Regions from separate parts of the Mus musculus genome. Here region 1 is linked to region 2. Evidence: chromatin loops called from intact Hi-C (ENCODE). Cell type or tissue: left cerebral cortex. All regions are shown on one strand. Region 1 holds the start of Eif2b4 (eukaryotic translation initiation factor 2B, subunit 4 delta). Region 2 holds the start of Preb (prolactin regulatory element binding).

Region 1 (2,500 bases), 230 kb before region 2:
TGGACATCTTATACACTGATGGGACCAAGAACACACAAGGAAAGCAGCGAATGGTTTGTATTAATCCGGGGAATGAATTCCCAAGTTATAGTTTAGGTGCCAGAAGGAATGTGCTTTGACTAACAGGGTTCAGTTTTTCCATGCAGGGGCAAAGGATGAAAAAGGAGACAGCTCAGAGAAGGAAGGATGTGTGAGTATAGGGAAGTACAGGAACTGTGAGAGACAAGCCGCTCAGAGAGTTTCCGGAAATGTCACGCTAACAAAGTCCACCTTCCACTGTAGCAGTGATTATAGGGTGATGTAATGAAAGGGGATTAATGTCCGTGGGTATGGAAGGGCTTGAAGCTGCATCTAGACAGGGTTGTTAGTCCCACCTGCTCGTGCAGCCCCAGAAGCTGGCTGTAGCGCACCCGACAGTGCAGGACTCCATTCACGTGAATGTTATAGGCCTGAGGACACAAAAGCAGGCAAACATCTCAGGATCGACGTGCAAACCACCTCTTGCCCCAGAAACCTGTCCGGAAGTTGCCTGACATATCCGTCTGCGCAACGCTCCGAGACTTCCCGGGATTTAGCCTGTTTTTCCCCCAGGGCCGGGTTTCAAGCAGAAGGCCCAGTCCCGAGGACACTCGGGCGCTTGTGCGGCAGTATCCCTCCCGGAGATGACAATAGTGCCCACCGCCAGAGCAGTCGCGGCCTGGCCGGGGAAAGAAGAACCTATTGGAGCTTGGGGTGGCTTAAGTACGAAACTGAGACATGAGATGGCTTCCAGTGAGGTTCGAAGGCTGGAGGCCGCTCCGAGAGCTCCGGCCCGTTATCCCCGCCCTGGCCCAGCTTCTAGCACCTCCTCACCACGTAGGCGGAGCCGCCGCTGTCCCCACTGCGGGACTCCGTTTCAGGAATGGAAAAGTGCATGTTCCCTAAGGCAGAGCTCCGTACTACCAGGTTCGCAGCGCCTCTGCTCGCTTGCCTCTGCCACTCAGCGCGTCTCCGCAGCCCAGCTCGCCATTTTGGTGGGCCTGAACTCCGAGGTGGGAAGGCTGTAGGATGACGGCTCTGCGAGCAGCAACCTCGGCATGCTGGGAGCTGTAGTCGAGCGCCGGAGACGCTCCTAATTGGGAACCCAACATCCTTTGGTCCTCACCGCGACCCGTAGTCCTGGGCGGGACCCAGTGCACGCCGGAAGTTGTAGTCCGCTGGGGACTGACTCCGCGGGAGGCATCAGGGGAGCCAGCAGCCCAGGTGGCGCTGTAGTGTGAGTGACCTCGGCGGGAGGAGCCTAGGACCCACAGTCATGGCTGCGGTGGCGGTGGCTGTTCGCGAAGGTGAGTGAAGGGCTAGATGCACCAAGTGGTAGAAGAGCAGATGAACACTGGATCGCTGATGCGGGGTCCGGAGCGCCTTTGGGCCTTGCCGCCGGGTTTCTGCACGTCGCGGGACTCTGGTTTACAAGATCTAGGGCGCAGCAGGGTGCTGCTTGCCGGCTGTTCCCAGAAGGGTGACTGACCCTTTTCCTCCCACGCCTGTCCTTTGATCCTGCCGCGCAGTGCGTCCCCACGCGGATCCCAGAGCGCCTCGCGCCCGGCAGCCGAGCTGTGGTCATGCCAACCCAGCAGCCAGCTGCGCCGACGAGTCTCCCCAAGTCCTCCCGGAGCCTGTCTGGCTCACTCTGTGCCCTGTTTTCTGATGCAGAATCGAGATCCGAGATGAAGACTGAACTTTCTCCTCGGCCCGGGGTAAGTGAGGGAGAGACCTCCTAAGTCGCCTGTCAAGAGCTACACAGAAAGCTGTGTCACCTTCATTTGGCCCCATCTCCCATCCTTTTCAGTTCATCTCTTAGTAGAACTGGGAGATTTTACAGAGCTTAACGGTGTGTGACTATGACTGAAGAAGTTTCTCTCCTTACTTACGTAGACTTGTAACAGAAGTCAGAGAGTGTTAGGAACTTAACCTTGGGGGAATCTAGTAAGCATCTTGATAAACCTTTGGAATGGCCTGGGGTAGAGCAGTTCCCGTGTCTGTGTCTCAGGCAGCAGGGCGGGAGTTGACCCAAGAAGAGAAGCTTCAGCTTCGAAAAGAAAAGAAACAGCAGAAGAAGAAACGGAAGGAGGAAAAGGGGGCAGACCAAGAAATTGGCTCTGCTGTGTCTGCAGCTCAACGGCAAGGTGCGGGGACGCTTTAAACGGCCGGGGGTAGGATGCTGGATGAGGGATTTGCAAAGGGAGATAGAACAAAGTTGGTTTGAGCAAGTACAAAAGCGGTTACTTGGAAGGCAGAGCCTGATGGTGCTGGCTGGTGGTGGCTTACAGCACACCTTTAACCCCAGCACTAAGGCCAAAGCAAAGGCAGGTGGATCTCTGATGAATTCCAGCCTCAGTCAAAAAAGGAAAAAAAAAAAAACTTAGATAAGGTAAAAGGGAAACTAAGGCCAAAGCAAAGACAGGTGGATCTCTGATGAATTCCAGCCTCAGTCAAGAAAGGGAAAAAAAATAGATAAAAG
Region 2 (2,500 bases):
AAATAGCACATGATGTTCTTGCCTAGACTTGGAGGAATTTGGGTGGGAAGAGTATGTGGTAGATAATATCTACAACAGGAAATGACCATCAAACCAAAACAACTGCATTAGAGCCTGGCTGCCAGGTGCTTAGCGACCTTCCTTTCACTTGCTCAACAGTGTTTTACAAACAGGAACTGACATAAAATAAGAGAAGCGGCCAGTGTGAACTGGAGTTTGCCTAGTCATTTTTCATTCACACAGTGAGAAGTTCTGCTTCTTAGGACATCTCTGAAACCAAATATGGAGTGTTTTCAGACACATCTCCAATTCTAAGACACCAACTAGGTATCTGTCCAACAATGGAACGAAATTTCTAACACCACCCACCCACAGGTGTTCACACTGGATAGATCCCATAAATCAAAGGGACTGATCCTAAAGGATCGTTTCCAGTGTCTCCAGCTTTGAGTCCTGACCATCTATCTGTACTTCTAAATAACAGGCTGGGAAGCAGAAGTCCCTGTGACTTCCTCTGTCAGTCTGGTAAGTTGTCAGAACAGCACACAGAGCTCACTTCCATCTTCCTTAGGATTTCTCTTCTAGCATAAAGAATAGAACTCAGAATTAGCAGAAGGGAAGAGATGTGTAGGGCAAGGTACATGGAGGATAAAGGGTGAAGAATGCAGTACTTCCTTGCCCTCTCTGGGCACACCATCCATCCATCCAGCACCTACATGAGACCACCAACCCAGGAGCTCATTGATCCCTATTGTCTAGGGTTGTTTTAAAAACAAATATTTCATCATATGGGCACATACTGGCCACTGGTGACTGAATTCAGTGTCAAGTTCCTCTCTCCTCCCTGAAGGCTAGTAAATGGGCCTAAAATTGGCTTCTTCTAATCACGTGGTTTGTTCAGCTGCATATGGGTCCAAAAGACACCATGGTAGTATAAATTCATGTATGGTTGACTGGGGCTCATTATGAATCGCAAAAGACATCAAATACTAAAATATAAACCATATTCAAATAATGGTCCTTACATCTCTATAATGTGAACATGTTCCAAAAACACTTAAATAGTAGGGTAACCAAATAGCCCGGTTTATCTGGGATTTTGTGGGTTTTTGTGCCTAGTCTCAAGTCTTGCCAGTCCCATGAGTTCGATGTTCCAGAAGTGGATGTCAAGCCATAAGAAAGAGTCCAATCAACCGCGGAGGATGCTCTCAAAGTGGGGACTGATTTCTTCATATTAGGATATTAGGAAGCAGTGAATCTGTTTTGGAGTGTCTGTCCTCCACACAACCCGGGAGAACCCATTTCCTCCCTGGAGTAACACACAAAGGCCCGGCTTGTACGAGTCTGCTGTGTATCTCTCCTGAAGTGGGGACTGTCCCAGTCCGAGAACTTTTTAATTCGATTTACTGATCTTCAGTAATCTCTTCTAGCCCCACCTCCCACGCCCCACACAAAGATGGCAGCTTCATCGTCATTCGGGGCTAGGACCCGGATCCGACGCCAGGGTTCCGTGACAGCGCGTCCCGCTAGTGCTGACGCGGATTGGCGTCTTGCGCTTGCGCAGAGAGAGCCCAGGAGCTCGGCGCGTGCGCACTGAACGCCTGCAAGACCCAGTCGGCCGCGCGGGCGCAGATCGGCTGCTTGCGGTGGTTTGAGTGGTGGCAAGTCCAGTGCTGAGAGGGGTCGGCAGTCTTCCGGAAAACTCTAGCGCCAAGTTCCTGAGCTTTCGGAGGCGAGGCGCGGCATGTCGTGGGTTCCGCGGGGTTGGCGGTGAACGTGCGGGCGGGATGGGTCGGCGCCGGGGTGTGGAGCTGTACCGGGCCCCGTTCCCGTTGTACGCGCTTCGGATAGACCCCAAGACTGGGCTGCTCATCGCTGCGGGCGGAGGAGGAGCTGCCAAGACCGGCATAAAGAATGGCGTGGTGAGAACGCAGGGCCACTGAGAACAGGTTATACCGTGGCCCAGGGAGATTCCAGGGTGGCCGGGGGATGCAGAGGTGAGCAGTACCCCTGATTTAGTCCCTACCCATTTCTAGCGGGAGCACCCAGGATTGCCGTTCGGGTGCTGGTTTCACCTGAGCAGAGTGGTTGAGACAGCCAAAATTAGACTGAAAGCTGTGCAGGTCTGCGAATCCAGGACTGTCCACGCCGGATTACGAGAGCTGGTCCAGGGCTCATACGCTGGCCTTTTCCAGGAAGGCACATTGTCTTGTCCATCTTCAAGCAGCTGGAGACGGAATTCTTTTCTTTCTGTAAACTGGACCTAGTAATCTAAACCCTGCTTGCTGTATGAATTAAGAAGCTCCAGTAAGAGAATACAGCTCTAAGCAACAGCAACAACAACCAAAGAAACAAAAAAACAAAAAAAAACAAAAAATAAGAGCTGGAGGTGCGGGAAGCAAAAGTACAACTGAGAGAGACTAGGATTTAATGTGACTTCCGGGCTGGCCTGACCTTTGCCCACTTTGGTTCCCTCACAGCATTTTCTGCAGCTAGAGCT

What was found. Peaks named below come from ENCODE experiments on the same cell type or tissue, not always from the same donor. Only the 100,000 strongest peaks of a DNase experiment are listed, where the experiment ranks them.
Region 1: it touches region 2 in a loop (2.5-fold over the local background); 3 of 42 quality-filtered maps call a loop at or near these places.

Annotation. Positions count from the first base shown.
Region 1 is chr5:31,191,818-31,194,317 of GRCm38, reverse strand. Eif2b4 (eukaryotic translation initiation factor 2B, subunit 4 delta) reads left to right here and starts at 1,179. Exons shown (of 13, transcript NM_010122.2): 1 at 1,179-1,325; 2 at 1,693-1,736; 3 at 2,030-2,165. The coding sequence starts at 1,295. It overlaps Snx17 (sorting nexin 17), which reads right to left and starts at 1,014. Exons shown (of 15, transcript NM_153680.2): 1 at 853-1,014; 2 at 375-449. The coding sequence starts at 915. In left cerebral cortex, a CTCF peak has its summit at 1,256; a DNase peak (open chromatin) is centred at 1,156; H3K4me3 peaks cover 2,359 bases; H3K27ac peaks cover 1,427 bases.
Region 2 is chr5:30,959,393-30,961,892 of GRCm38, reverse strand. Preb (prolactin regulatory element binding) reads left to right here and starts at 1,566. Exons shown (of 9, transcript NM_016703.3): 1 at 1,566-1,922; 2 at 2,481-2,500. The coding sequence starts at 1,788. In left cerebral cortex, a CTCF peak has its summit at 1,525; a DNase peak (open chromatin) is centred at 1,553; H3K4me3 peaks cover 1,391 bases; H3K27ac peaks cover 1,166 bases.